4 separate regions of the Homo sapiens genome follow, and regions 1, 2 and 3 are each linked to region 4. A link is an interaction called in ENCODE POLR2A ChIA-PET data of the cell type or tissue named here. Cell type or tissue: OCI-LY7. All regions are shown on one strand. Links, peaks and the distances in the headings refer to the core of each region. The heading gives the core; the rest is flanking DNA.

Region 1 (7,752 bases), core at 2,301-6,300, 78 kb after region 4:
TGTTCATGCCAAAAACCTAGGAGTCACTTAATTCTCCTTTTCCCACCTACCCCCAGTCAAGCAAGTCTTATTCAGGTCACCTTCTATGGTATTTTCTCCATCAAGGCTTTTCTCTCCATTGCCCTGGGGCTAACCTAAGGCAGATAAATCACCTTCCCATATTGGATAAAAAGTATTCCTTTGGGGTAGATGAATGGTTACAAGGCTATCCTCTCAGCCTGAATCAGCCCCTTGCCAAGCTAGATTACAGGGCTTGGCAAGATGATGTGGGTTAGATTTCAACCCCTAGATTTCAACGTGTGTCCCACAACAGGGACAGGTGTAGTACAGACTGAGCAGTGACCTGCTTGTCCAAGTCGTCACTCCCTCTCATCTGCTCTACGCCCTCTAGTCTTCTCCCAATACATCTCCCTGTCTCCAGTCTTGTCCCTCTGCAATCCTTTCTGCACACCGTAGTAAAATGGATCTTTTCAAAAATGTAGATCAGATCATTTTGCTTTCCTGATTAAAATTCTTCCTTGCTTCTCTATTGTATGTGGCATAAAACCCAGAATTCTCACTGTGCTTACGAGGCCCTTCATGATCTAGCCCCTGCTCCTATGTCTTCCCACCATGACTGTGCCCTGGACTCTCTGGCCTCATTCCCAGTCCTGAACATGCAAGTTTGTCCCTGCCTAGGGGCCTTTACACATCTTTAGATGGCTGGCTCCTTCTCATCCTCCAAGTCTCAGTTTAAACGTCACCTTTTGACAGAGGCCTTTCATGACCCACTTTTATAAAATATATACACCAATGCCCCACCACCATTATATTCCTTGTTGCAAAATTACCCAGTTTTATTTTTCTCCATATCATGTAACACAACCTGAAATTAACCTGTTTATTGTCTGCCTCTTCCAGAATATAAGCCCCATGGGATGCAAAGAAGTTGTCTGAATTCCTCGTTGTTGTACCTCCAGCACATCCTAGGGCACTCGGCACACAGTAGGCACTCAATAAATACTGTCTGAATGTGAGAGGATGGAGTCAGAGCATTGAGTAAAGGAACAGTGGAGAGGATAAAGGTATTCAGCAAGCATATGTGGGAAAGCTGTTTAAAAATATGTACTCATAAAGAAAACTTGAAAATATTTCTGTCTTTGCTTTTCCCTCATTCTTTGCCTGTGGTCTTTCCTTTTTGAGTTGAGAAAGTTGAATGGGGCTTGTTTGTGTCTGAGTTGTTAGTTTCCAGGGGACTTAGACTGTTACAGGGCACTGAACATCTCTCCCAAGCAGAGAGCAAGACCTTGTTACTGAAAGAAATTTCTGTTTGAGGACTCAGCCTGGTTGAGCCTCCTGCCAAGGTTGGTGCCAAGGTTGAGCCTCCTGCTGTCATTTGCTTTCCGGGCACAGTAGAGCTAAGCGGCATTGTTTAACCTTTTGGAAGCTGTGTATGAAATTTACATTAGCGGGGTGTTGCTGTTCCGTTACAAACCGTTTATCCCATGAATATCAATGTGGCTGTTTGCTCTAGGAAATTATCTTCTTGCTGTAGAGAGAAGCCAAGGAATCCATAAAAATGTACAAAAGATAGGAGAGAGAGTCCCAGTTTCCTTTGAGATTGCTGAGAAGAATGATTCAGGAGCAAGGTGACCTGTGTACCCTGAAAAAACCATCCAGGGAAATCCCATGGAAATCTTTCTTTCCTCTTCCCTCTTCCCAAGCGTGATTTGCAATACAAGATTTTGCTTTATTTATTTAAAAGTATATTAATGCCTACTACATAGCCTTGCAAAGAATGGGCATTTAATAAATATCTGTCTCCAATGAGCTGTCTGATGTTTAAAGATAGAGGTACTTATTAAATAGAAAACTCATCCACAAAGAAGAAATATGAACATGCAATTAAGGTAATATTTACCTAGATCTACAATTTGGCAATTTGGCACGAAGGACTTTTTTTTTTTTTTAAGAAAACTTCTCTTTAATTAGACATTTATGACCAAAACAGGAACTAAGTTTTGTTTCTTATTTTTTAATTGATAGACTTTATTTTTAGAGCAGTTTTTTGTTTACAGAAAATTGAGCAGAAAGTACAGTGTTCCCATATACTCTCCCCGCCTTCCTTCAGATTCCTCTGTTATTAACATCTTACATTTGTATGGTACATTTCTTACAATTGGTGAGCCAATACTGGTACATTCTTATTAACTAAAGTCCATAGTTTGTTTGTTTGTTTGTTTGTTTATTTATTTATTTATTTATTTTTGAGACAGGATTTCACTCTGTCACCCGGGCTGGAGTGCAGTGGCCTGATCTCGGCTCACTGCAACCTCTGCTTCCTAGCTCAAGCTATTCTCCAGCCTTAGCCTCTCAAGTAGTTGGGACCACAGGTGCAAGCCACCACGCCCAGCTAATTTTTGTGTTTTTTGTAGAGATGGGGTTTTACCATGTTGCCCAAGCTGGTCTCGAACTCCTGAGCTCAAAGTGATCCGCCTGCCTCGGCCTCCCAAAGTGCTGGAATTACAGGTGTGAGCCACCATGCTGGGCCTTAAATCCACGGTTTATATTAGGGTTCACTCTCTGTGTTTGACAGCTCCGTGTATTTTGACACATGCACGTGCTTATGCATTCATGGCTTTCTTGGCTATGGTATTATACAAAATAATTTTACCACTCTAAAACCCACCCTGTGATTTACCTATTACTCCTCCTCACCTCTCATCCTGCACCTCTGACACTTGCTCTTTTTTTTTTTTTTTTTTTTTTTTTTGCCCTTCAACAAATTATGGTAAAACCAGCCAGGAACAGTGGCTCATGCCTGTAATCCCTGCACTTTGAGAGGCCAAGGTGAGTGGATCACTTGAGGTCAGGAGTTTGAGACCAGACTGGCCGAAATGGTGAAACCCCATCTCTACTAAAAAAAAAAAACAAAAAACAAAACAAAACAAAACAAAAACTAAAACAAAAAATTAGCTGGGCATAGCAGTGTGTGCCTGTAGTTCCAGCTACCCAGGAGGCTGAGTTGGGAGGATCTCTCGAACCAGGAGGTGGAGGTGGCAGTTAGCAGATATCACAACACTGCACTTCAGCCTGGGTGACAGAGCAAGACTGTCTCAAAAAGCAAACAAACAAATTATGGTAAAGTATACATGACATAAAACTTGCCATTTTTACCATTTTTAAGTGTAGAATTTAGTGATAGTACATTCAACCACTGATCTTTCTACCCTCTATATTTTTGCCTTTTTCAGATTGTCGTATAGAATCCTACAGTGTGTTGCCAGTCAGGCTGGCTTCTTTCACTAATCAATGTGCATTTGAGGGGAACTATAGTTTTAATAACTTGATCTGAAATAGTAGCGCTGCTGAAGGATTTTAGTCATTAGAACTTCAGTCATGGGCGTAGGTCAATGAGATTTGCTGTTTGGAATGAGACTTGGCATTGAAAGGGTATTCTTAAGAAACTTGGAAAATTAGATTTCAGTAGCAGTCAGCTAGTGGAATGATTCCAAGCAGAAATAGAAAGAGAAGCTAACAAATATTTGTGTGTAAGGGCTCGTGGTTGCTAGTGATTCTGTTCTTTTAAATAGTACACCATTATTTGTTAAGATTTTTAAACTATCTTTTGTATTTAAAAATATATTTATGTCTATTTGCAAGAAGGATTCAAAGTGGCTTTGCTTTTTCTAATGAAATTGAAAAATAGAACTTCAGTTGGTTGCGGTGGCTCATGCCTATAATCCCAGCACTTTGGGAGGCCGAGGGGGGCGGATCATCTGAGGTCAGGAGTTCAAGACCAGCCTGGCCAACATGGTGAAACCCCGTCTCTACTAAAAGTACAAAAATTAGCTGGGCATGGTGGTGAGCTCCCAGCTACTTGGGAGGCTGAGGCAGGAGCATCGCTTGAACCTAGGAGGCAGAGGTTGCAGTAAGCCAAGATCACACCACTGCACTCCAGCCTGGGTGACAAGAATGAGACTCTGTCTCAAAATAAAATAAAAATAAAAAATAGAACTTCACTTTCTCTAATGAAAGAAAAATAGAATAAAATGATATAGTCATTAGTATCAAAATTATTTAAAATGTAAGACCTTATATAAATGGAAAGAAGCGATATCGAGTTTTTACCATTTTGTGGAAGAGTAATTAAATATTGGTGGAAGACAATTTTTGTTAGCTTAGGTAAGATTACATATTAAGAAAGAGATTGCTGATACACTTAAAATAAAACCAGAAATGAAAAGCTCTTTCATTTTTCCAATATTTCGATGTTCTATGCTTTGTAATAGGTATAGAGGGTGAATGGCAGGATGGAGGAGGCAGGAGAAGGAGGAAGAACTGGAGGAAACATTGGATGTGACTTCAAGTTGTAGATATCCACCTAGTGGCCATAATGAAGCAGGTACTCAGATTGTAAACAAACAGGAAGGAGTTACAGTAGCCACACCTACTATGTGCCAGGCACTGTGGCAGGTGCTAGAGACACAGTGATGGACGGAACACAGCCCCTGCTCTGCCAGAGCTGACGATCCAGAGGGGAGTTACATAATAAACAAGAAAATTTAAAAAATACATGTATATATAAACTCAGGGTCAGGTAAATGCTACAAAGACAAAGCATAATGAAGGTTAGATAGTGTGTTTGGGTCATCTATCTTAGGTAAGGTGGTCTGGGAAGGCCTATCTGGGGTGATGACATTGAAGCAGAAAAGTTAGGGAATGAGTTATGTATAGATTTGGGAGGAGATCATTCCAGGCAGAGGGAATGCCAAGTGCAAATGCCTTAAGTCTGGAATTAGACTGGCGCTGTCAAGGAACAGAGGATGGCTAACATGGCTGAGTGAGAGTGAACAGGTGGAAAGGAGCAAAAATGGAGTTGAAGAGGGAGAATGGACCACATTGTGAGGTGCTGGGCAGGTGGTTCACGGAAAGGAATTTGGATTTTATTCCAAGGACGTTGGGAAGCCATCTGGAGGGTCTGAGCAGGAAATGACATGATCTGACTTAACATTTTAAAAAAGATTATTCTGGCACCTGTGTTAGAAATGGACCAGAGGGAGAGGGGTAAGAATGGAATACGTAGGCCAGATCAGGGCCATTTTGGGTATCCATATGAGAGCTAAAAGTGGTGTGCAGTAGATAATATGAGTAGTCATGTCTGGAAGTGGTTTTTGGGGAGATGCAGTATGAAAATAGGTCTGAAAAGACTTGCTGATGGATTGGATACTGGTGATAGATGGCATACAAATAGCGCTCTTTGAATTTCAGAAGAAGGAGCATTTTACTTCTTGCTGGAGCAAGGTAAAGTGTTTCTGGGAGAGGTGGAGCTGAAGAGTAGCTAAGCAAAGGTGGTCGGGGGAGGGCATGCAAAGTAGGGAGCTGCCGTGAGCGATGACACAGAGCAGGGTGGTGAACATTCTGTTTAGAGAAAGCAAAGTTGGAGTCGAGTTCTTATGAGAAAAAAGGGTGAGAGAAATCTGCAAAGGGAGGTGGGGGCAAGACTGGGAAGGGTCTTAGACGCCTTGCTAGGCATTTCTGTGAGTAGGCAACAGGGAGCTGTATCTATTAGGAGTGTATTTAGCAGCAAGTAATGGAAAATTTGCTAAGTACCTTAAGCAAAGAAGACTTCATTTTTCTTTCATAATAAAAAACCTGGGGGAAGTCGGCTTGGACTGTGAGGCTGCTAGTGCCACAGGGACCCCGAGGCTATTTTTCTACTTTGTCATCATGAATACTATGTTGCTTTCATCCTCTTGCTAATTACCTCTTGGTCTCTAGATGGTTCTTATGTGATTTGGGCATGATCTGTACTCTGGACAGGAAGAAAGGACAAAGGAGGCAAAAGAGCAAAGTCTGTGCCAGACCTCCCTTTTTAAAATTGTGGTTAATAGGACAGGTGTGGTGGCTCACGCCTGTAATCTCAGCACTTTGGGAGACTGAGGTAGGCAGATCACTTGAGGTCAGGAGTTCGACACCAGCCTGGCCACGTGGTGAAACCCTGTCTCTACTAAATATACAAAAATTAGCTGGACGTGGTGGCACATGCCTGTAATCCTGGCTACTCGGGAGGCTGAGGCAGGAGAATTGCTTGAACTTGGGAGGTAGAGGTTGCAGTGAGCTGAGATTGAACCACTGCACTCTAGCCTGGGCAACACAACCAGACTCTGTCTCAAAAAAAAAAAAAAAAAAAAAAGAAAAATTGTGGTGTATATATATGTGTGTGTGTATGTATATGTGTGTGTGTGTGTATACACACAAATATAAATATCTTATAAAATTTGCCATTTTAATGATTTAAAACACATTTTTTATTCTGTGTCCAGACATTTTAAACTATTTTTAATTTTTCTTTTGACTGACAAATAATAATTATATTTATGGGATACAATGTGATGTTCTGACAAGTGTATTCATAGTGGAGTGAGCAAGTCAGGCTAATTAGCTTATCTGTGACCTCAAATATTTATCATTTTGTGCAGAGAACTTTTAAAATCCTCTTTTACCTATTTTGAAATATGTAATACATTATTATTTACTATAGTCCCCACCATCACCACTATTCCAAAACTTTTTCATCACCCCAAACAGACACTCTGTACCCATTAAGCAGTAACTCCTTCCTCCTTTCTCCTAGCCCTTGGTGACCTCTAATCTATTCTGTCTTTATGAGTTTTGTGCCAGCCACATTTGATCATGAAAATGAATTATTTCCAAGAATCTTTATTCAGTAGACATAACTAATATTTTTATATTGCCATCTGGGAACTGTCCCAGAGGGCGAGGTTACTCTATACCTCCTCCCTCCCTTTTCCCATCTCTCTTCTCTCCCTTTCCCTTCCCCAGTTTATCAGTTTGGAGATCACTGAAGACCAGAATAGCCTTTGGAGAGGAATGTAGCTGCCTTGCAGTAGAGTGAGGGGAAAAAATAGGAGTAGAGGCCTCTATAGAAACAGGAGTGAGGAAAGAAACATGAGTCAGATTTTTTGTGGGTGGTGGAGAGAGAAGAACAGAGGAAGATGAAGGATTCTGTGCAGCATCAGGTTGTAAGATAGTAAGAGATTAGAAAGAAAAGGGCAAAAGAGGGCATAAGAAGTATTGTTTGGGGTGAAACATTGGATCTCCTTTGGTCTAAGTAAGAATTCACTGTTAGTTTCAGGTCTGTGTTACTTTGATGTAAACCTTTTCTGTTTTTCTAATATATGGATTATTTTTCTTTAGTTATCATATTGCGGCAAGATTTGGCTATGGAATTTACTTGGGTTACTCATATGTAGATATTTACAAAATGAGACCATACTACCCAGGCTTTTTTTTTTAATTGCCTAGAGGCTTTTTCACTTTATATATAAGCATGTATATACATATACACATATAAACCCACACATATAAATAATGCGTGTATTCGTATTGATTTTTTATTTATTTATTTTTTTTGAGAGAGGGTCTCACTCTGTCAACCAAGCTGGAGTGCAGTGGTGCAATATTGGCTCATGCAACCTCTGCCCCCATGCTTAAGCAATCCTCCCACCTCAGCCTCCCAAGTAGCTGGTGGGACCATAGGCATGCATCACCACACCTGGCTATATTTCTGTATTTTTGGTAAAGACGAAGTCTCACCATGTTGCCCAGGTTGGTCTTGAACTCCTTGGCTCAAGTGATCCGCCCACCTTGGCCTCCCAAAGTGCTGAGATTACAGGCGTGAGTCACCATGCCCAGCCCATATTGACATTTTTTTAATGTCAATAAATGTATATCTACAGTATCATGTCT
Region 2 (7,752 bases), core at 1,455-5,454, 64 kb after region 4:
TACCTTTTTCCATTCTTTTACTTTCAGTCTATGTGTTTCTATATAGTTGAGGTGGGTTTCTTGTAGGCAGCATGTAGTTGGGTTTTGTTTCATTATCCATTCAGCTACTCCATGTCTTTTAATTGGAGAATTGAGTTCATTTACATTTAGTGTTATTAAGTAAGGATGTACTACAAGCAAACATTCTGTTGCTTGTTTTCTGGTTGTTTTGTAACTCCTTTCTTCCTTTCTTACTGTCTTTGTGGTTAAGCGATTTTCTCTGGTAGTATGTTTTAATTTGTTACTTTTTATTTTTAGTGTATCTTTCATAGTTCTTTTTTTTATATTATTGTATTTTATTACCGTATGCGTAGTGTATACTAACTTAAAGGGAAAAATGTAAACAAAATCAAAGTCATGGGGAAAATGGCATCTTGCTTTTCTCTTCAACTGAAAGTTACCCTTAATAATCCATTTATACCATTATGTCAAATTTTAGTCATCTCTTCAGAATTTTAGACCAATGAAAACGGACAAGGTAACACCAGAGAGTTAAGCACAGAAAGTGATACTGATTAAAAAGTTGAAAGTAAAATCTACCTTGGCTAGAACTGAACATTCAGATCTGTCTCTCCAGAGGAAAATCTAACTTGAATCATAATGGTTCATATTTTGACTAGTTCATACCCTATCAATTAGCGACTTATGACTTGAACATACCTTTTCTCAGCTGCATGTGACAGCCTAAAACCCCACTGAGCATGCTGCTTGGCATGCCTTACTCCTCTGAAATCATCTACTTTCTAAAAACCAGAAAATGAGTTTGCTTGTGATTTAAATTTCAAAAAATAGTTTGTAGAAAACACAAAAAGAATCAACTGTTTAAAGTCTTATCCTTTTCTTCACTCTACAACAGCTACTTCTACAAAAAAGAGTATGTGGACACTTTCTAAGAACTCAGAAACAAGAAAACCAAAATCAGAGGTTGCATGAATATATGTGCACACATATGTACAGACTTAATCTCTACATCCCCCAAGACAGATTTAAACAGGTAATCCCAAAATTCTAAATTCAGAAACCAGAGATAAACAGTTTTGTTTCTAAATCAGTGGTATTACTAGATGAAATGTTTAGAATACTGCACTTATAGTTCAGCAGTACTTTGATTATATATCTCATTTAAAAAAATCAAAATAATAACCACATTCTTCTAACAGCAAAGAATTCTCCCACTTTTTATTTATTTTGAAATACTGATATTTCTATAAACCTGCAAGTGGAAGATAAGCTGTTCAATAAAAGCCTTATTTTATATATATAAATATATATTATACAGACATTATTTTAGAAGTCTGTTCATATAACAGATTATTTTGGTACTAACGAAAATTGTATACGATTCATCAATTGTATGGCTAGAAATGAAACCATAACCAAACCAAGACACACAGGGCTTTCCTGCACTTCGTTTAAGGAAAATATTCCACATAATTCTTACTGCGTTAGAGGAATAAAGTACATTTGTCATAGTATACATTATCATATTCCCTTAAAGCAGGGACTATTTAAAGTTTTTAAATTAAAAAATGTCCAGGCTTACTTCTGTCTGTACATTCAGGAATAATCATATCACTGGTTACATACAATTCTCATGCAAAGAAAACCCTCAAAAAACAAAAAAAAACCCTCGGTTGTTTTCTTAAGTCTAATTAAGCCAAACTAATAATAGCAATTTAATTAGCAATCTGTAAATCGAGAGGCATAGAAATTCAGCAGTTAAACTGTATTTCCTGCCTATAGTACTGCTGCTACTCAATCTATTTTCTTCATGTATTAGAAGAATTCATAGGCATTGATGGTCAAAATAAGAATTTCCACACAGCAGCAAATGACAGAAGAGTGACAGAAAGAGTTCCTAATGTCGTGACAATCTTAATGATCCTTTAAAAGGTAAAAGATTGTGTGTGTATGTGTGGAAAGGAGTAGGAAATAAAAGCAGGAGGTTAAGACAGGTATTTAAAGGGAATGGCGAGATAGCTACATTAGAATATTTATTTTTTAAAAAACTGCTCTGAAGTCTGCCCAGTGTACCAAAAACATTAAAAAACAAAAACAAACAAACCCCCTGCCAAAAAACAGAGCAGACATTGGTGAAAGTTTAACCTGATAATTTATTTGTGGGGAAAAAAGCTAGTTTTGATGAGAAAAAGTTCAGTCCTTTCCTTGTAAACACAAAGAAACTCAACAGGAATTTTAAAGGTAGTAGGTCAGAAAATGCAACAGTAACTCTTACAATTCTTTTCAATTAAACAGACAAATCAAGTTGAAGAGAAGTGTTAAAATACGATTCAGCTTGAATATTTATAAGTCTATATATCCTGTTGTTCAACTGGCTTTTGATTTTTAAAAAAACAAATCAACAAACTTTGTAAGAGCTACCACATTTCGAGTGATGAAAATAAATTAGTTCCCCCCCAAAGATATTGCTTAACTTCTAAAGCATAAAAAGCTCTATAATATCTTATACAAATTAACCAGTGTTCTTATGAAAGTAATGCAGTTTTGGACTGATGATATTACACTGTATTTGTGGTAAAGTACTAGGCATAAGAATATATATATCAATTAGGCATTTTCAGTCTAATTAGTCTCTAAGTTTATCATTTAATTCTTGGCAATATATAATAACTGGTATGCATTTTGGTACTTAAGTCATGAATTGTGGAGAACAAGAAGCAATGTATTATAGTCACAGGGTTTATATCTAACAAACAATTGCAGTGTTGAACAAATCTCTTCTATGAACTTCGTAATTTGTTTTGCTGTTGGTCACTTGGAGTAGATCCTTGATTTGATTCTTCCGTATTCATGCTTTCTCCATCTGCAGTCTCTAACATTTCTTCATCTTCATCATCATCATGTAGGTCTTTTGAAATTAATTGTCTGGCTAGTTTGATATTGAGTCCTTCATTGTAGTGAAGCTTCCTTCTCATTTCAAATTGTCGCTTTTTTTCTCGTTCTTCAGGTGAGAGGTCACTATCCTCCTCTCCACTGCTTTCTTGTTCCTGAATCCGGTACTTTGGCTCCAAGCCTTCAGCAGCAGCTAATTTCTTGGCTAGGATGTCTGGCGCCATGGCTTCAGTGGTCTCGGTGTCCCTACACGCATCTTCATCATCACCCATCATACTATGGTAAGGAGGGCTTGGTTCATCTATTTTCATTAAACCATAGCCTTTGTCTGCTGGATGATAGGTCGCCAAGATGTTAATTTCATCCCACTTCTGGGATTTTTTGCTCAGCTCCTCGTCGACACTCCTGCGGGGCTGTTCGGCCGACGCCACCATAGAGGAAGTCGTAGAGGTCTTGTTCTTCAAGATCCCCTTGATGGGCCGGTGGGAGGCCGTCGAGGCCGCCATTGCCGGGCGCTCCGGCTGTCGCCTCAGGGTCGCTGCTTGGCGTGGGGTCCGCGAAGAGAAGGGTCGGCACAGCAGAGACTCGCAGGCAGCCGCAGAGCCCGCTCAGGGCTAAAGCGGCCGCACCTGCTGCCTCGGAAACGGCTACTGGAGCGGTTGTCACAACGACCCCGACGCCAGAGCCAACGCCGAATGGGTGGCGGCTCCTCGCGCACCATTAGCCGCCGGCACTTGACCCGCGGCTCGCGGAGAGATGCCGGCCTAGAGCTCCGCGGGGAGTGGTGGGTGGGGGGTGGTGGGTGTGGTGGGGGTGGGGGGGGTGGAGCAAATCCGACGCCCTTTTTCATAGTTCTTTTGTACTGTGGACACCATGAGGCTTACAAAAAAAAACATCTTTATAGATGTAACAAGTTGTAAAGAGATGAAAACTTACAGAGCACGAAAACACAATAGAAACAAACTTTATCCCCCCACCACATTTTGACTTTATATTGTCTCAATTAATATATTTTTATATTGCCTAACTCTTGACGATTACTGTAGCTATTAAAGTTTTTGATTTGTCTTTTAGGCTTTATACTAGAGTTATAAGTGGGTTTCACACCACCTTTACAAGTATTAGGGCATTCTGGATTTTTCTGTGTACTTACAGTGGGTTTTATACCTCAAATGTTTTCTTTTTGCATGGTGGTGGCGGTGGTGATGGTGGTTTTTCTTATCGAAGAATTCCCGATGTGGCACGGTGGCTCATACCTGTAATCCCAGCACTTTGGGAGGCTGAGGTGGTCAGATCACTTGAGGTCAAGAGTTTGAGACCAGCCTGGCCAACATGGTGAAACCTCGTCTCTATTAAAATACAAAAATTAGCTAGGCATGGTGGTGCGTGTCTGTAATCTCAGCTACTTGGGAGGCTGAGGCAGGAGAATTACTTGAACCTGGAAGGTGGAGGTTGCAGTGAGCTGAGATCATGCCATTGCACTCCAACCTGGGTGACAGACTGAGTCTCTGTCTCAAAAGAAAAAAAAAAAAGAATTCCGTTTAGCATTTTTTATAGGATGGGTTTGGTGTTGAATTCTCTCTGCTTTTGTTCGTCTGAGAAAGACTTTATCCCTCCTGTTTGAATGATAGCTTTGCTGGATACAGTAGTCTTTGATGGCAGTTACTTTCTTTCAGCACTTTCAAAATGTCATCCTACTCCCTTCTGGCCTGTGTGGTTTCTGTTGAGAAGTTTGTTGCCAGATGAATTGGAGCTTCTTTATATGTCATTTGCTGCTTTTCTCTTGTTGCTTTTAGGAGTATCTCTTTGTCCTTGACTTGAGAATTTGATTATTATATCCTTTAAAGTACTCTTATTTGGGTTGAATCTGTTTGGTGTTCTCTGACCTTCCTGTACCTAGGTATTTTTCTTTCTCATGTTTTGGAGAGTTTTCTCTTATTATTTCTTTGAATAAGTTTTCTACCCCTTGTTTTTGCTCAGTTCCCACTTGAACATCCATAATTCTTGATTTTTGTCTTTTTAGGCAATTTTTCTCTATATTTTTGTTCCTTTCATTCTTTTTTCCTTTTTCTCTTGACTCCATATTTTTGTTATTGTTGTTGTTGTGTTTTGTTTTGTTTTTGGTGGAGACAGAGTCTCACTCTGTAACCCAGGGTGGAGTGTACTGGTGCAATCTTGGCTCACCACAACCTCCGCCTCCTGGGTTCAAGAGATTCCTGTGGCTTAGCCTCCTGAGTAACTGGGACTATAGGCATGCATCACCACACCTGGCTAATTTTTTGTATTTTTAGTAGAGATTGGGTTTTGCCATGTTGCCCAGGCTGGCCTCGAACTCCTGACCTCAGGCAATCCACCCACCTCAGCCTCCCAAAGGTGATGCTGTATTTTGTTTTTCTTTTCCTTTTCTTTTATTTATTTATTTATTTATTTATTTATTTATTTATTTTTGAGACAGGTTCTCACTCTGTTACCCAGGCTGGAGTACAGTGGAGTGATCTGGACTTATTGCTACCTCTTCCTCCCAGGCTCAAGTGATCCTCCCAGCTCAGCCTCCTGAGTGGCTGGGACTACAGGCACCAGCCACACATGTATAATGTGTGTGTGTGTGTGTGTGTGTGTGTGTGTGTGTGTGTGTGTGTGTGTGTGTATGTGTGTGTTTGTAAAGATAGAGTTTTGCCATGTTGCCCAGGTTGGTCTCAAGCTCCTGGACTCAAGTGATCCACCAGCTTCAGCCTCCCAAAGTGCAGGGATTACGGGCATGAGCCACTGTGCCTGGCCCTAACTCTGTATTTTCAAATAACCTGTCCTTGAGCTCACCGATTCTTTGCTCTGCTTGATCCTTTCTGCTGTTGAGAACTTCTAATAAATTGTTCAGCTCAGCAAATGTATTTTTCAGTTATGAGATTTCTGTCTAATTTTTCTTTAAATTTCAATCTCTTTGTTAAATTTCTCTGATAAATTTCTAAGTTGCTTTTATGTGTTATCTTGGAGATACTGAGTTTCCTTTAAATTGTCATTTTGAATTCTTGGTCAGAGATTCCGTATCACCATCCTATTAGGCTCAGTCACAGGTTCCTTGCTTTGTTCATTTAGGGAGGTAATAGTTCCCTATTTGCTGTTGTTTATTGTGGATATACATCTGTATTTTTGCATTAAGTGATTATTTCTCTCTTCTTTCTCTGGCTTGTTTTGATTATTATTGGATATGTTTGCTTAGAGGTTCTTTGAATTTACCTGCTGAATTTCTTTATTTCCCCCACTGGTTGCTGCTTTCTCTTTAACACTAGATTGTGCTTTGAGCCTAGGTTTTCCTTGGCTCCAGTTAATGATCAGAGCACTGCCCATCCCAAATGGGGAGGTGCCAAAAGGGATATCCCAGCTGTGTGGGAAGGCTGGCTAGTGGTTCATGCCCAGGGGACCTGTGGACTATTCCTCCTACAATGTACTGCTGCTGAATAGCTACCCTGATTTGGCATCTCTTTTGGCTGAATTTCAGATGGAGTTTCTAGGGCTGGGGGTAATAGTCCCACTCTCCTCCTTTATCTATGGCTGTCCTCAGGTATATTTTTCCTTTCAGGCATTCATGATGCTTCCCATGCGTTGAAGCAGAGAAAGGTCTCCTGTCAGGAAACTTAAGGTGGTAGGGGAAGCTGGTGGTTCACCTCAATGTCACTTTTTTTACTGTAGAAACCATCAGTCAGGGGGATATTTTCTATGCATTTTGCTGTGGACAGATGGGAGTGTGGGATGTTGAAGATATAAAAGTCCAATTCTCAGACCATCTTCTTGTTTTTTTTTTTTTTTTCCACCTCTTTGTGGCCCTAGGAGCTGTCTCATCTTCATATTTGAGTTTTTGAATATCATCAGTGATATTTCGTGAGAGTGATTTAGTTTCACTCTTAGGCTTGTCCTGCCTGTTTTGCTGTGAGAATCTTGGGTTTAGTTAAGTGTCTTGTATAGATTGTAGTCTGATGAACATATGCTATGCTTGGTGTGAGATACACTGGTCACAGGATCAGCAGTGATGTGAAAATACAATAGAAGTTCAACCCTGCCCTATGCCCAATATAAAAACTCTGCTATGGCACCCAGGGAAATCTGAACTTACACGTAGGACTATGTAATCTAGAGTTTTACTGTTGGACTTCACAATGCAAGTGATTTATTTCTACTTGCTCTCCTGTGTGCAACTGTTGCCCATAATTTGTTGAGCAAATTGAGGTAAGCTTACAAGGAAGAAACATTATTGCTTATTGAGAGCTTATACTAAGGCTGTTTTAAATGCTTGCTTATATCAGGGGTGTACAATATTTTTCTGTAAAGAGCCAGATAGTCAATATTTTAGAATTTGCATGACATACATTCTCTGTTGTAACTACTTAACTCTAATTGTAACAGGAAAGCAGCCATAAACAATATTTAAACAAATGATGTAATTGTGCTCCAGTAAAACTTTGTTCAAAAAAACAGGCAGCAGGCTACTCGGACTGTGGGCTGTAGTTTTCCAACACCTGGCATGTACTCCCTTACCTAATTTTCACAACAACCTAACAATACTGTCTCTTGAGTGAAAAGGTAGCAAAAAAAGGTATAATTTCCTTTCTTCCTTCCTTCCTTCCTTCCTTCCTTCTTTCCTTCTTTCCTTCCTGCCTTCCTTCCTTCCATCCTTCCGGTTTTGCTCTGTCACCCAAGCTGCAGTGCAATGGCCATTCATAGCTCACTGTAACTTCAGAATCCTGTGCTCAAGCAATCCTCCCACCTCTATATCTGCCTCCTGAGTATCTGGGACTATAGGCATGCACCACCATACTTGGCTAATTTTTGTATTTTCTGTAGAGATGGGGTCTCACTGTGTTGCCA
Region 3 (7,752 bases), core at 1,572-5,571, 50 kb after region 4:
AAGCTAAGGTTGCTTGTTTGCCTTCGCCCAGCCAGCTTCATCTGAGTGACAGGATCATGAAGCATAGAGAATGCCCCTGGGCTCTGGCCTTACCTGGGCATTAGAGTTTGTTCCCAAAGAAAAGTGAATTCTTGAGGGCTGGGTCGTTATCATTACTGGTTTGGGCATAGACAAATTTAATACAAAGGACAGAATGCAGTTTCGCCAGTGTTGGGGTCAGAAAACAATACCCCAAAATGAAGGCCTCAGAAGCAGCTTCAGAAGTAAAAGTTTCTCCTTGAGCTTCTCCTGCCCTTATGTCTCTGTCCTATTCTTCCCCATGGTTAGTCATGGAAACAAGAATCCCTCTTCCCCAATGCATGTCATAGAGACCAGAACTCCTTTCCTCAAAGTCAGCCATAGAACATAAAAATATTCTATGCAAAAACTGGTCATCAAAATTATCTGACCTACTTACTTTGTTTGACTGTACATCATAAGACCCCTATTCCAGAGAAGATCTTGCCCTACACTTAGAAGAAAGGAATACTGCACAGAGAGGCCAAGAAGAATCTAGACAGGACTTGCTAGATTTCCCCACTATGTTAATTAGCATTAGATCTTACCCTTTTTGTCCAATTATATTTCTACATGATGTTTATATTTTGCTGAACCTAAGCATAAACATAGACAATTTCCTGTGTCTTTGGATCTTCATTCTGAAGCCTCTCATGTATACACATTAAATAAATGTGAATGCCTTTTCGCCTATTAATCTGCCTTTTGTGAGTTGATTTTTCTTTTCTTTTCTTCTCTTTTCTTTTTTGAGACAGGGTCTCACTCTGTCCCCCAGGCTGGAGTGCAGTGGTGTGATCATGGCTCACTACAGCCTTGATATCCTGAGCTAAAGTGATCCCCGGGCCTCAGCCTACTGAGTAGCTGAGATTACAGGTGTGTGCCACCACATCTGGCTAATTTTTTAAAAATAGAGATAGGGTCTTGCTATGTTGCCCAGGCTGGTGTCAAACTCCTGGTTTCAAGTAATCCTCCTGCCTTAGCCTCCCAGAGTTCTGGGATTACAGGTATGAGCCACTGTGCCCAGCTAATGAGTTGATTTTTCAATGAACCTTTAGGGGGCCAAGGGTCTTGGCTCTTACACCAGGTTCTAGGGCTGCAAATTTCAGAACTCATCTGGGAATTTACTCCTTTTTAATAAGTTGGCAGTGTGTAGGAAGGATGTTCACATGTCTGGCTATAGATAACTAGTTTATCTGGCACCAATTCTTTCAAACAAGCTGAGGATTTATTTAATTTTTAAACCTGGTAGAATTTAGTTAAAGCCAGTAACAGTAGGTTTCATGTATGGCCAGAAGGTAAGAATTTCAGCCTGGTAAGCTTTGCACTTACGGAGATAAAGTGTTCTAAATGTTGACAAATTCCACTTGTCTTTTTGGATTATCCTTGGGAAAGAGAGACAGAGCTGAACATTCTTCTGCCGTATCAACCTTTTCCCTTCAAGAACTTAAAGATGAATATGACTTTCTTTTGTAAAATTCCATTATTTCCTTTATTACTGATCTGTTCATTTTTATACCTGGTTGTTTCGGAAGCAGAAAGTAGGAAATGTCTTACCATTTGTTTTCTTGCTACCTTTGTCCTTTCAGCATCATCAAAGGGTATACAGCATCATGATTAACAGTGTGAGCTTCGGAGTCTGACAGATCTGGGTTTGAGTGCTCACTTTGCTACTCATTGGCAATATAATTATGGGCTAATAAAACCAATGAACTTGGGCCACAGTAGGTATGACAGATATTTTTCAGGGTTAGTCCTAGCCAGTCTATTTTTCTTGTGTGTATAGGTATATACATATAATATCTATAATGCCTCTGTCCTGCTTTTATTACTTAACATTATATCTTAGAAGTCCTTTCTTATCAGCTCATATAAATCAGCCTGAATCTTTTTAATGGCTACACAGTATTACAATAAGTATGACTGTGCTGTCCTTTAGTTAACTCATTCTTCATCAATGAATGTTTAAGTTGTTTCTAAATTTTTATCATTAAAAATTATACTGCAGCCTTAGATAATCCTCTTTATACATGTATGAAAACGTATCGGGATAAATTGCTTGAAATATAATTGCTAAGTTAAAGGGCATGTGAATATTTAATTGATATGGATGTAGTCACATTATCCTTCATAAATATACCAATTAGTTTACATTTCTACCAAGAATTGCATAGGGAAGCCTGTTTCCTATATCCTCACCAACACCTTGTTTTCAAATTATTTATTATTTGTTAATAGGATAAAATGTTATTGCTACTTTTAAGTTACATTTCCTTAATTTTGAATGTGCATCTACACATACATTTAAAAGCCATTTGCATTTTTTTCTTGCTAAAAGCTATCCAGGCTGAGCACAGTGGCTTATGCCTATAATCCCAGCAGTTTGGGAGGCTGAGGTAAAAAAAAAAAAAAAAATGCTTGAGACCAAGAGTTCAAACCAACCTGAGGTAAGGAGAAACCCTGTCTTTACAAGAAATGAGCTGGGTGTGGTGGTTCATTTAGTCCTAGCTGCTTGGGAGGCTGAGGTAGGAAGATCACCTGACCCTAAGAGTTTGAGGCTGCAGTGAACTATGATTATGCCACTGCCTGCCAGCCTGGGGACCAGAGTAAGACCCTGTCTCAAACAACAACAACAACAACAACAACAACAACAACAACAACAACAACCCCCAAGTTGCCTGGGAATGGGATAGAACTTGTCCTCTGAAACTAACTTGTCAGAACTTTTTATGAATTGAGGAATTTACCTGTTGTATTATGTTGCATTTTTTCTACCATAATTGTCTTTTTACTGTTTTATGGCTTTGAAGTTTTTCTGTGGTCACAGTCATTAATCTTTTCCTTTGAGGCTTTTGGTTTACGTATCTTGCTTTAGCTGTCCCCACTCCAAATATTTTTTTTTTTAGTTGTAATATTTTCTTTGACTTTTACATTTTTTTTTAACCTTCTGATCCACTGAAATTTATTTTGGTATAAATAGGGATGATACATATTTATTTCCTCCCCCAGTGTCTGGCCAGTTATCCCATCATCATTTGTTGGACAACTGACATTTTTCTACTGCTTTTAAATGTCACCTTGGTAAGAAATTATTTGTGTGTGAGCCTCTCTTGACCTCTGTTTCACGGATCTGTCTTTTCCTGCAAAGTCGGTTAGAAAATTACATGTACCGGTTAATCCTAATGCTGAATGTACATTCCAAATTTTGTTGATAGTTTAAACCAAATAAAAGGCAAGAGGAACATTTGATACTTTTTTTTGTCAGCCTGTGGTCCTTATGTGTCACATCAGGGAGTAATATGCTTATACGAGAGATTTAATGTGTGACCTGGAAGATGAAGTGGGGTTGGGTAGAATGGGAACAACGAACATTTTACTTCCAAATAGCCAGTAACTATTTTCTAAAAATAAATTACCTTGGAGCTTTGATGAAAAATGAAGGGGTGCCTAGGCAGTGAAGGGATTTATGATGATGGGTGAAGTGTTAGAGACTCGGGGCAGTTCTTCATCATTCACAGTGTGCTTTGCTCACACAGATCAAGGCCGACTTTCACTGTCCGTATAACTCTATCTTCTGTTCTTACAGACTGCTTTGTTAGCATTGTCATGCCTCAGGGCCTTTGCACATACAGTTTATCTCTGCCTATAATTCTCTTTTCTAAAATAGCTGTTTCTTCATATCCTTCAGACTTCTGCCCAAATATTTCCTATCAGAGAGCCCTTCTCTGACCACCCTTCCTAAAATGTACTTTCAGCTCATGTTCCTCTTTTCAGAGAGCACATTACTTTCTGACATAGACATACTCTGACCTTTCCCATGAGTTCCATGAGCTAAGCACCGGAAGTATGGCCTGACATAGAGACATTCAACTACTTGTTTTATTTTTCTATTTTTTCAGCCAGTGTTTTGCTCTGTCACCCAGACTGGAGAGCAGTGGCATGATCTCAGCTCACTGCAACCTCTGCCTCCTGCGTTCAAACGATCTTCCCACCCCAGCCCCCCAAGTAGCTGGGACCACAGGCGTGTGCCACCATGCCTGGCTAATTTTTGTGTATTTTGTAGAGACAGGGTTTCGCCGTGTTTCCCAGGCTAGTCTCGAGCTTCCGAGCTCAAGCAATCTGCCTGCTTCAGCCTCCCAAAGTGCTGGCATTGTAGGTGTGAGCCACCGTGCCCAGCCTGAACCACTTGTTAAATGAGCAAATACACATTGCTATCTTCTTCTCTTCACTGTTTACTAGTGTGCAACTAAGAAGTTGCTGAAATGAAATGAGGCTTGAAATTGCTCCATTTGGAACCAAAATACTAGATTATCTTTTTTGTTTTGTTTTGTTTTCCTTTGTTCTAGGAAAGTATGACCCAGACATTGAGTGCTGAGAAGGTTAGCTCTGCTCAGATGGGTATTTGTATCTGAGAAATATTATTTCCAGGATGGAGGGGATGCTGGACTAGAAGGCTCAAAGGGCCATGACCCCTACCAGGAGCTATAAAGCAAGCAAGGGACAACTCTGCTTTATGAGTATGTGTCCAAAATGATGCATGCACACACTGACATGTTTTTCTTAGTATATGAGGGACTTCATTACAAAATCCTAAATCTCTATTTTTCTGAACCTTCAGCTGTTCATGTTTTCTCCATTGGTATGATATAGGAGGACGTGAGATAAAGAATAATACTTTTAATAGCCCTTTAATGACCCAGAATCTTTGCTATCATTGAGATTTCTATGTAGGAAGAACTGGGGGTAAAATTTTACTGTAAGTGGTAGTTAGGAGACTCTCCTAAGGCTGAAGGCTCAGAAAAATAGAGACTTAGGATTTTGCTTCCTTTGATTTTGCATCGTTTGCAGGGATGGGGTTTTGCCACATTGCCCAGGATGGTCTCAAACTTCCGGGCTGAAGTGATTTTCTTACCTTAGCTTACCAAAGTGCTGGGATTACAGGCATGAGCCACATCTGGCCACTGATTTCTTACTTGGTATTTTTTTCTCTCATTTCTCACTCTTTTTCTTTTTTGAATGAGAAACTAGTGGTTTGCCTATTTTGTTGCTATTTTTAGTAAACCAGCATGTTGATTTCTTGGTTCTCATCTTTTTTCTGTTTCCAACTTTATTCATTTATACTTTTGTTTTGATTTTTTCCCCTTCTGCTTTCTTTGTTGTACTTTTGTTGATATTACTTAATTTATTGACCTTTATTCTTTACTTTTTATTCATATATTTTGTTGATTAGTTAGTATTTATTGACCCTTATTCTTTACTTTTTATTTGTATAATTTTTATTTATACTTTTATTATTTATACTCTATACTTTGTATTTATAATCTGCATAAATAATACAAGTATGAATAAAATTAGTTTTTTAGTATATTTTGATTTTTACTTTATTGATCTTTACTTTTTACTTTTTATTGGTATTAATATTTAAGTTATACGTGTTCTACTGATTTTTGTTTTTTTGTTTTTGTAGAGACACAGGGTTTCACAATGTTGCCCAGGCTGGTCTCAAACTCCTGGCCTCAAGCGATCTTCCTGCCTCAGCATCCCAAAATGCTGGGATTATAGGTGTGTGAGCTACTGCACCTGGCCTGTTCTGCTGATTTTAAAGCTTCATTTATGTTTCATAAATTCCAAAATTTTAGCAACTCTGCAATTTTAGTTTATATTTTTCTTTTTACCTAAGCATTTTTGAATAGGAGTTTTTACAATTTCTAGCAAGAACTTTTTCTACTTTTTGTTATAAATGTCTTATTTGATCTCACTGTGCTTACCATATGCATTGTTCTATCCTGTGGGACGTACTGATTTCTGTTTGTGTGATTCAATATATAGTACTTTTTGTGTGTGACCCTATTCTATGTAGCCAAAGAAGAGGTATACTTTCTATTATCAGTATATAAAGCTTACCTTATATTCATCAGATCTATGAATGATTTTTGGAACTTCTACATGTTCACTTAGCTTTCTGTCCTCTTGGTTTTCCTTTGACTGAGATTTGTGTGATAAAATTTATTATTAGTGTGTTTATTAATCTACTTATCACGGCATCTTTTGTAGTTTCTGCTCTATGAGACTGATGGCTGTGTTATTTGGGTTCCAGATAGTCATAACTTCTATCTTAATTGTGGATTGTGTCCTATAACATAATAAAGGCCTTCCTTCTTTTGACTCTAGTGTTAGCTTAGGTTGTTTGCTATCAGAATCACAGCTATACTTTCTTAGTGTTTACATTTACCTGGTATACCTTCACCCATCTTTTTACTTTTAGCCTTTTTGAATCACTTAAGCATGCCTCTTGTATACAGCATAGAGACGAGTTCACTTTTTTAAGGACTGATATGTTTGGTCTCGTATAGCTCATATTATTTTTGTTACATTTACTGTGTTTATTTTTGTATATGGTCTATTTTCTCAATTAAAATTTGGAAGATATATATTTTTGTGCTACTAGCAATCTTCATACTAATGCCTTTTTTCAACCACCTATTCCCTATGAGACAATCATTATTTACTTCTCTTTTGTTTTTTCTTTTTTCATTTTGAAGTTGTGATATTTCTACCTTGACAGAACTCTAAACTTTTCTCCTTTGTTTTAGTCTCAGACCTATAATTAAACATATTTTCATATGTAGATAAAAAGACCATTAATTCTTTGGCCAAAGTTTGCACAATGATCTTTTCATTGATAGAGCTTGTCTTTTATGTGCATACTAATCCCTTGAGGATCTTGTTAATATGAAGATTCTGATTCAGAAGCCCTGAGGTAGGACCTGAGATTTTCCATTTTGTTTTTATTTTGTTTGTTTTGAGACAGTCTCACTCTAATGCACAGGCTGGAGTGCAGTGGTTTGATCTCAGCCCACTGCAACCTCCGCCTTCTGGGTTCAAGCAATTCTTCTGCCTCAGCCTCCCAAGTAGCTGGGACTACAGGCATGCACCACCACACCCAGCTAATTTTTGTATTTTTAGTAGAGTTGGGTTTTGCCATGTTTGCCAGGCCGATCTCAAATTCCTGACCTCAAGTGATCCACCCGTCTCATCCTCCCAAAGTGCTGGGATTATAGGCATGAGCCACCACACCCGGCTAAGATTTTGCATTTTGAACAATCTCTTGGATTTTGCTGCTGCTGCTGCTGCTGCTGGCTACACATTACATTCTGAGTAGCCATGTTCTTGTAGATTGCTCAGGAAGAGTTTATGAGTATAGTATTCCCCAGTTCTTGCATGTTTAAAATTGTTTTTCCATGGTCTTGATAGTTAAAGGGTAGTTCAACTGAATACACAATTGTGGGCTCCCTTTTGCATGTCTTGAGTTTCTTGAGAATGCTGTGCATTGTTTCTTGCTCCATATACTGCTGTTGAGATTTTAGTGGCAACTGATGGTGGCTGGAGGAGAGTCGGGGGAATTCTTTGCCTTCATAGCATAATTATTTTACTAACATATATCATGGAGCTTATTATGCTTTGGCAATTTTTCCATATGCAGAATGAATCTTTTTACTTTGTAGATTCAAGTCTGGTCTAATATCTGGAAAATTTTGTGGGGGAGGAGACTTACAGCTTTGAATTCTATTCCATATTTAAAAGTGATAATTGTTTTTTCTCTTCAGGGACTCTCATTATAGGTTTATTGAGTCTTTGCTTCTCTTCCATGCCTATCCCTTTCTCTATGATTCATTTTACCTCTATTTCATTTTTCTG
Region 4 (7,752 bases), core at 2,078-6,077:
AGCGATTCTCCTGCCTAAGCCTCCTGATTGAGCAGCTGGGCTTACAGGTGCATGCCACCATGACCACCAATTTTTGTATTTTTAGTAGAGATGGGGTTTCACTGTATTGGCCAGGTGGGTCTCTAGCTCCTGACCTCAGGTAATCTGCCTGCCTCAGCCTCCCCGAGTGCTGGGATTACAGGCTTGGGCCACTGCACTTGGCCAACATTGACTCACTTCTAAAACTCCTAAATTTTCTATTATTTTCTTTTCACATTTGAGTGTCTTTAGAGGTGACCATAGTGTCACATCCTAGTTCTTGCTTGGGGAATTTAATTTTGGAAACAGGGAAGAGTCCGTGGGAGTAAAATGTGGTGAATGACAGGAATATTCAACCAGGGGCAGTGCGTGGATGTGAAAGCAAGGCAATCCAAATAAGTTTCTCTAAATATAATCTTGGAAATGTGCTCCTCAGCAACAACAGGTTTATTTTAAAACTTTAATAACTGCTAACACGAGGAGCCATGGGAGAGAGATTAAAGCAAACAGTTGTTGAATGAATGTATAAAAAACATGTGTGCCTGAGTGAGAGGGGCTTCTGGCTGGGTAGAAATGTGGAAAGTAAACCAGATCTGAAAGACATTTCTGTGAAGGACTTCCCAGCATGTTTACAGCAATAGCAACATTAATGGAATAAGTACGTGGTTCTCTAAATGTAGCCATCTTTGGATTTCAACTCTCTTGACATTACATTTAAGAGAGAAAAAAGTCAGTCTAATTACTTGACTGGTGAAGCCTATAGATTTTTTTGTCCTATTAGTTCACACAACACTGATCCAACAGTTAGTAAAAATCCCCCTCACCTGGGTACTTGGAAAAACTGGCCCAAGGCAGCCTGACTTCTGACTTGTTCAGTTGCAGTTGGGCAGAATGATTGGCACCAATGATGAAAACAATTAGCAGCAGATTGGCAGCTGTTTCTTTTCTTTTTCTCTTCTCTTTTCTTTTCTCGTCTTTTCGAGACGGAGTTTTGCTGTTGTTGCCCAGGCTGGAGTGCAATTGCATGATCTTGGCTAACTGCAACCTCTGCCTGGTGGGTTCAAACGATTCTCCTGCCTCAGCCTCCCAAGCAGCTGGGATTACAGGCGCCCGCCACCACACCTGGCTAATTTTTTATATTTTTAGTAGAGATGGGTTTTGCCATGTTGGCCAGACTGGTCTCGAGCTCCTGACCTTAGGTGATCTGCCTGCCTTGGCCTCCCAAAGTTCTGGGATTACAGGCGTGAGCCACTGTGCCTGGCCCTTTTTTTAAAAAAAAAATTTTTTTTTTTTTTTGGTCAACTTGGCTTTGATGTCAGCTTAAGATACTTAAAGTGACTTTGTCTAGTGTGCTAAACTCAAACATTTATTTAGAAACGTTGGGGAAGTGGGTCTAGAGCCAGGTTCAGGGCCTGAATTTCCCCATCTAGAAAATGGAGTGGGGCCAGATGGCTTTGTGTATGTAGTCAGGTTATAGTATCTTGTGAGGTAATGATACACCCAACCCTAACTTAGCTCATGCTCCCTATCCACCTTCCAAAACCACCGCCATTATCAATGTCACTACCAGCTTGGGTCTGACTAGAAAAAGAAGACGACAGACACTTCCTAAACAGAACATTTAAACTCAATGAATATTACTTTTCTGTTTTGCAAAGGGGTATTTTCAATCGATTCCCAAATGTATTTCTGAAACTCCTTGTACCGACTAAGAAACACTAACATGAGCAATCATAGTATTTTAGAGCTCGTAATGGCCTCCAGGAGCCTCTGTCCTAGTAGTTCTCAATGTTAGCTGAATAATCAACTGGGGAGCTTTTTAAATGCCAATTCCTGAGTCCTACCCTTTAAGAGATTCTTTCTGTAATTGGTCCAGGGTATGACTTGGGCATCTGAATTTTTGAAAAATGTCCCAAAGTGGTTCTAATATGGAACCAAGTTCTGAAAAATGCTGGTCTAGCCCGGTGGCTCTCAAACTATGCACTTCAGACCAGCAGCCTCCGTGTCACTGGTACTTGATAGAAATGCAGATTCATGTCCTTCACCCCATACCTCCAGAATCAGAAACTCTGGGGGTAGAGTCTAGCAAACTGTGTTTTAACAGACCCTCCAGATGATTCTGATGTGCGTTAGAGTTTGAGAAATGTTGCACTGTAGTAATTCCTAACAGATAAAGTGTTCAAGAAAACAATCTCCCTTTACCAGGGCTGTGTGGTGGTGGGCTTGGCCAGACAGAGGGTCAGGAGCTTCCAGTACCAGGGGCAAAGGTCCTGCTGCTTCATCTCCTTTAAGCTGATAGCACTTTCTGGCTGGATTCCTGCAGTATCTTCCTAATTATAATCTCTGACTTTACTCCTTTTCCTGTCTGTTCTCCATGCTGTGGCAGAGATACCCTCTTTCAATACAGGTATGGGTCTCCTGTCTCCTGTCTTCCAGCCCTTTTCATCCTTGGCCCCTAGACCTACCTAGAAGCAGCACACTTAGCTCTGCCTGGGGCAGAGGTGGCAAACTCTGATGAATTTAGAGGCCAGGCAGCTGATACAGTTGAGGGAGTCAAAGGGAGATGACATGGCCCATGATAAATCGGAGTGTATGTCCACTTAAGGGCATTAAAATTTAAAATTAGTTAAAATGATTTCCTGGGCAAGCAAAACATGGCTGTGGGCTAAAACAAGGTAGCCAGTTTGAGACTGGGGATAAAGGGTGGATTTTAGTAAAAGATGAATTAAAATAAATATATAATTCTTATACTGAGACTCCTTGATCAGAGGAGGCTGTGGATGTAGTTGCTCCTCTCATTCCCTCTTTGTGTAATCAGGATGAATTGTTAGCATCTATAAATAACTTTTTGGTATCTATTGTATGTGGGGCCCAGGAGAGAGAATTGCTTCTTTTAAGGAGCTTCACTTCTGAATGAGACAAAACACACATGGGAAATGCAATAGAATAGGCCGGGTGCAGTGGCTCACACCTGTAATCCCAGCACTTTGGGAGGCCGAGGTGGCACATCACTTGAGGCCAGGAGTTTGAGACCAGCCTGGCCAACATGGCGAAACCCTGTCTCTACCCAAAATACAAAAATTAGCTAAGCTTGGTGGCAGGTGCCTGTAATTCCAGCTACTCGGGAGGCTGAGGCAGGAAAATCGGTTGAACCTGGGAGGAGGAGGTTGCAGTGAGCCGAGATCGCACCATTGCACTCCAGCCTGGGAAACGGATTAAGACTGTGTCTGTCTCAAAAAACAAACAAACAAACAAAAAGGTAATGCAATCGAATGGAATCAATGTTGTTTTTCCATTTCCATAAGGAAGGAATGTGATGCAGTATGTGCTTCTTACAGCTAATGATTATATGGTGGATCCACAATCAAACCTCACAATTTAAAGCAGGAGTTTCCAATCTTTTGGCTTCCCTGGGCCACACTGGAAGTAAAGGAATTATCTTGGGCCACACATAAAATACGCGAACACTAATTATAACTAATAAGCTAAAAAAATCGCAAAAAAAATCTCATAATGTTTAAGAAAGTTTACCAATTTGTATTGGGCCACATTCAAAGCCATCCTGGGCCGCATGCAAGCTCAATTTAAAGCAACCTAATTCCTCACCATGGCCTTTCTAGGCTAAACACAGGAGATACTATCAATTTGTAATGAGCACCTATTATATTCTGGGTACTCTATTAACTGTTTCAAGGCAATTATCTCATTGACTCCTGACAGCAGCTCAATAAAGCGGGTATATTATTTTGGCTTTGGAGCTAAGAAAACAGAAGCACAGGCAGGTGAAGGAACTTGCTCAAGGTCACGTCGTCCAATCTCCTGTAGCAGAGCCAGGTTTTGAACCAGGCTTGAAGGACTCCACACTCTAACCACTACCCTGTACTTCACAGTGAGGGCTCCAATTCCAGACTTCATGCATATGGCTCTGTAACACTGACCTGCATTGGACTCAAATGGATTTCAGTGTCCTCTGATCCACAGCAACCTGAGTATATCAATGGCTTTCCAGTTACAACCCCATTATAGCTCAATCTTCCCTTGTCCCCATATTATTTACTCAGAATCTGATTTGCATTTGCAGAGGAAGCTGTAAAGGGAGAACCTGGCAGGAAACTTAATGAAGCCAGGTGGGACACATTTAAATGGGAATGTGTTGAACTAACTCATGAAGAGCTAAAGCCAGCTGTCAGCAGGCTTAATGAAAGGTTAACAGGAATCCAGCAATGGGTGGCTGGGGAGACTCTTTGTCTCTCTAAAGAAAACAGGAAGTTGAGAAGTGGGCTCCCTGGGTGGAGGTGAGAGCAGAAGGAGGAAGCCACTCAAAACCGAAAGACTGGGTCTGGAAATAGAGCTTCATTTAGATTTGTAAATATGTTACAGCCTTAAAAAAAAAAAGCACTGTGAGTTCTCAGCTCTCTGAGCATCAAAGGACAGTGAAGGGAAGTGTTCCCGAATAAGATGAATGCTAATGCTATCCAGAGGGAGTTTGGGGAGCACTGGAAATGGCTGCTCGCAAAACAGAAGGTGGATTTGCTGCTTGTGCTGAAAAGGTGCTATTGTGCGGTTATATGCATTATCCATACTGTATGTGAAATAATGGGGTGGGAGCACAGCAAAGACTCGCACACATCTGTCAGTTTCACTCCCATTTTCAGCCAAGGAAACTGAGGCTCAGAAAGGGGGCATGAGTTGCCCAGGTCCCACAGTTAACCAGTGCTAGAGCAAAGCACTAAACTGTGTTTTCTAGACTTGTCTCTGTGGCTAAGATTCTGGAGTTTTCACAGAATCTGCCCTGTTATTGCCCTTCTGGAGTCATGTAATTAAGTTCTTGTTGGTGTGGCCATGCAATTCAGCGTTCCTTTTCCGTAAGCCATCTATCTTAGCACACCCCTGGCTTTATAGTGGGCTGCTGCCCCCAGGAAGAGGAATCAGAATGCAAAAAGCGCACAGCTTGGCTGCTCTGCTGCTCTCCTAGCAGCACCATAACTATGGTGACCAACTTGTCTCAATTTGCTCTGGGCTTTCTTGGTTTTAAAACTCAAAGTCCCACATGCCAGGAACCCCTCAGTCCTGGGCAAACTGGTGTAATCACCCAATAGGTTCTTCCTGTGCCATCTGCACAGACAAAACCAGTTCATTGAGAACACGGCATTGCAGTAGAGAAAAAGTTTAATGGACATGACGCCAGCCACATGGGAAATAGAGTTATTATACAAATCAATCTCCCCAAAGGCTTGAAGGTTAGGGTTTTTATGGACAGTTTGGAGAGCAGGGGTCTAGGGAAAGGGTGCTGCTGATAAATTGGGGATGAAATCATAGGGGTGTGGAACACTTCTTTGTGTGCTGAGTCCAACTCTGGGTGGGGCCACAGGACCGGGTGAATCATGAGTCACAAGGCCGGGTGGGATCTGTTGAAAAAATATTTCAAAAAACCAATCTTAGTTTCTACAGTAGTGATGTTACCTAGATGAGCAACTGGGGAAGTCGCAAACCTTGTGATCTCTGGCCATATGACTCCTGAGCAATAAGGGATTGTGGAAACTATGGGGTCAAAATATGTCAGTTATGCAAAATGGGGTCGACTGTGTCAGATTTCTCTCATCGTTATAATTTTGCAAAGATGGCTTCTCTTGGATGGTTGGTCAACCTAAGTCTATAAACTAGAGATCAAAAACAACCATCCTCTCAGTTCTCTCACTCACAGCCCCTGCTCTTGACTTTATTGCAGTGATCACTTTTCCTGTGACTTTGCAGTTGAACCCAAATGGAATTTAGTTTGTTCAGATCCGCTGTTAGAATAGACTACTACTAGATCTACATTTTATATCTAGACCCTTGCTATTCGAAGTGTGAGATTCAGACCAGCAGTTTTGTCATCACCTGGGAGCATATTAGAAATGCAGAATCCCAGGCCCTACCATAGATCCTATGAATCAGAATTCACCTTGTAACATCTAGGATCTCTAGGTCACTCATGTGCACATTAAAGTTTGAGAAGTCCTGGTCTAAAGCATTGATTTTCAAACTCAGCTGCACACTGGAATCACATGGAGAAACTTAAAAAATACTGATGCCTGATCCATAGATCAAAACATCACCTTGTACCCCATAAATATACACAATTATTGTCAATTAAAAATAAATTTAGGCAAGATGCTGTGGCCCACGCCTGTAATCCCAGCACTTTGGGAGGCCGAGGAGGGTGGATCACCTGAGGTCAGGAATTCGAGACCAGCCTGGCCAACATGGTGAAACCCCACCTCTACTAAAAATACAAAAATTAGCTATGCATGGTGGTAGGCGCCTGCAATCCCAGGTACTCGGGAGGCTGAGGCAGGAAAATCACTTGAAGCTGGGATGTGGAGGTTGCAGTGAGCCAGGATCACGCCATTGCACTCCAGCCTGGGTGACAAGAGCGAAACTCCATCTCAAAAAGTAAAATAATAAAATAAATAAATAATTAAAACATTTTTAAAAATACTGATGCCTGGCTCCCATCTGAGGTCCTGATTTGATTCACAACGAGGAGACATGGGCATCAGTTTTTAAAGCACTTCAGGTGATTTGAATATACAGCAATGTTTGCAAACTTCAGCCCTAGAGAGGGGGTAGCTTTGCACCAGAAAATAATGTTTCTAATTAATCAGAACAAAGCTTGGCCTAAGTTTGTGTGGCTCTACTAACCCCATGTGATTTTGCATATGGAAATCATCAATATCGCTCAAGAAGATCTGAGGCATAAAGATAATGACCAATTACTCTGGAAGAGGCCCCCTAAAGTAGTTACAAACCAAGATATAATATTTAGTCTATGGAAAGTGATAATAAGACAAAAGATAATCAGAGAAGGAATGTCCTTAGGGTCGGGGTGGCACTATGAATCTCTTCAGAAGACACTAGAAAGATGTCTTGACACCAAGATTGTAAGAGAAAAGTGGGAGATTGGTTAAGTGGTAATCTTTGTTGCACAATAAGGAACTTGGTAAAAAGGCAACTATATTTTCTTTTGTACTTAGATATAATGGGAGATCTTCTGTAGGGAACAAGCAGTCATTCATTGTCTCAGTAAGACTGTATTCTTTTGCAAGTAAGAGAATACGAAAAAATAATGATTTAATTAGCAAAGACTTTGAATCATTTCACATAACTAGAGTTGGGACTTAGGAGTGTTGTAGGATTGGGTTCAGCAGCTTCACAAGAATGAGGTGTTAGTCAGGTCTCTGTGTCTTCATTGGCACTTCTCTCCTGGTCACAGGATGGCTGCCACAGCTCTGATATGTCCTCCCACAAAAGCATCCCAAGTAGAAAGAAAGCCCTGGCAACACAGCAAGACCCCATCTCTACAAAAATTTTTTTAAAAAATTAGCTGTGGATGGTGGCATGTACCTGCTCACTTAGCTACTCAGGAGGCTAAGGCAGAAGGATTCCTTGAGCCCAGGATTTTGAGGCTGTATTGAGCTGATTGCACCACTGCACTCCAGCCTGGGCAACAGAGCAAGATCCTTTCTCAAAAAAAAAAAAAAAAAAAGAAAAGAAAAGCCAAGTAGGAAGAAAGGAAGCAGGTGGCAAATGGGGCTTTTCTTCTAATATGATGCTTTATCAAAAAGGGACATTACTAAAAGACTTTCCTGTGTTTGATTGTCCAAACTGGGTCACATACCCAGACCTTGGCAAAGGGAAATGCAACTGCTTAGATGACTTATATTAATCAATCATTATTCATTCTCTAGGCTA

Evidence for each region. Peaks named below come from ENCODE experiments on the same cell type or tissue, not always from the same donor. Only the 100,000 strongest peaks of a DNase experiment are listed, where the experiment ranks them.
Region 1: POLR2A ChIA-PET joins it to region 4 with 5 read pairs; 2 of 35 experiments call an interaction of 5 or more read pairs at or near these places.
Region 2: POLR2A ChIA-PET joins it to region 4 with 5 read pairs; 2 of 35 experiments call an interaction of 5 or more read pairs at or near these places.
Region 3: POLR2A ChIA-PET joins it to region 4 with 6 read pairs; 2 of 35 experiments call an interaction of 5 or more read pairs at or near these places.

The regions. Positions count from the first base shown.
Region 1 is chr5:156,832,745-156,840,496 of GRCh38, reverse strand. No RefSeq gene overlaps it. Among named protein-coding and RNA genes, the nearest start is that of PPP1R2B, 14 kb to the left of the region's middle. In OCI-LY7, for the core only: a CTCF peak has its summit at 4,355 (motif pointing left); DNase peaks (open chromatin) are centred at 4,406, 5,356 and 5,646; H3K4me3 peaks cover 1,696 bases; H3K27ac peaks cover 2,152 bases.
Region 2 is chr5:156,846,209-156,853,960 of GRCh38, reverse strand. PPP1R2B (PPP1R2 family member B) reads right to left here and starts at 3,666. Exons shown (of 1, transcript NM_206858.3): 1 at 1,433-3,666. The coding sequence starts at 3,398. The coding sequence ends at 2,781. In OCI-LY7, for the core only: no CTCF peak of the experiment used is centred there; no DNase peak of the experiment used is centred there.
Region 3 is chr5:156,860,460-156,868,211 of GRCh38, reverse strand. No RefSeq gene overlaps it. Among named protein-coding and RNA genes, the nearest start is that of PPP1R2B, 14 kb to the right of the region's middle. In OCI-LY7, for the core only: no CTCF peak of the experiment used is centred there; a DNase peak (open chromatin) is centred at 3,851.
Region 4 is chr5:156,910,764-156,918,515 of GRCh38, reverse strand. No RefSeq gene overlaps it. Among named protein-coding and RNA genes, the nearest start is that of TIMD4, 49 kb to the left of the region's middle. RefSeq lists enhancers at 3,763-4,708, 4,709-5,908. In OCI-LY7, for the core only: no CTCF peak of the experiment used is centred there; DNase peaks (open chromatin) are centred at 3,895, 4,295 and 4,921; H3K4me3 peaks cover 1,971 bases; H3K27ac peaks cover 4,000 bases.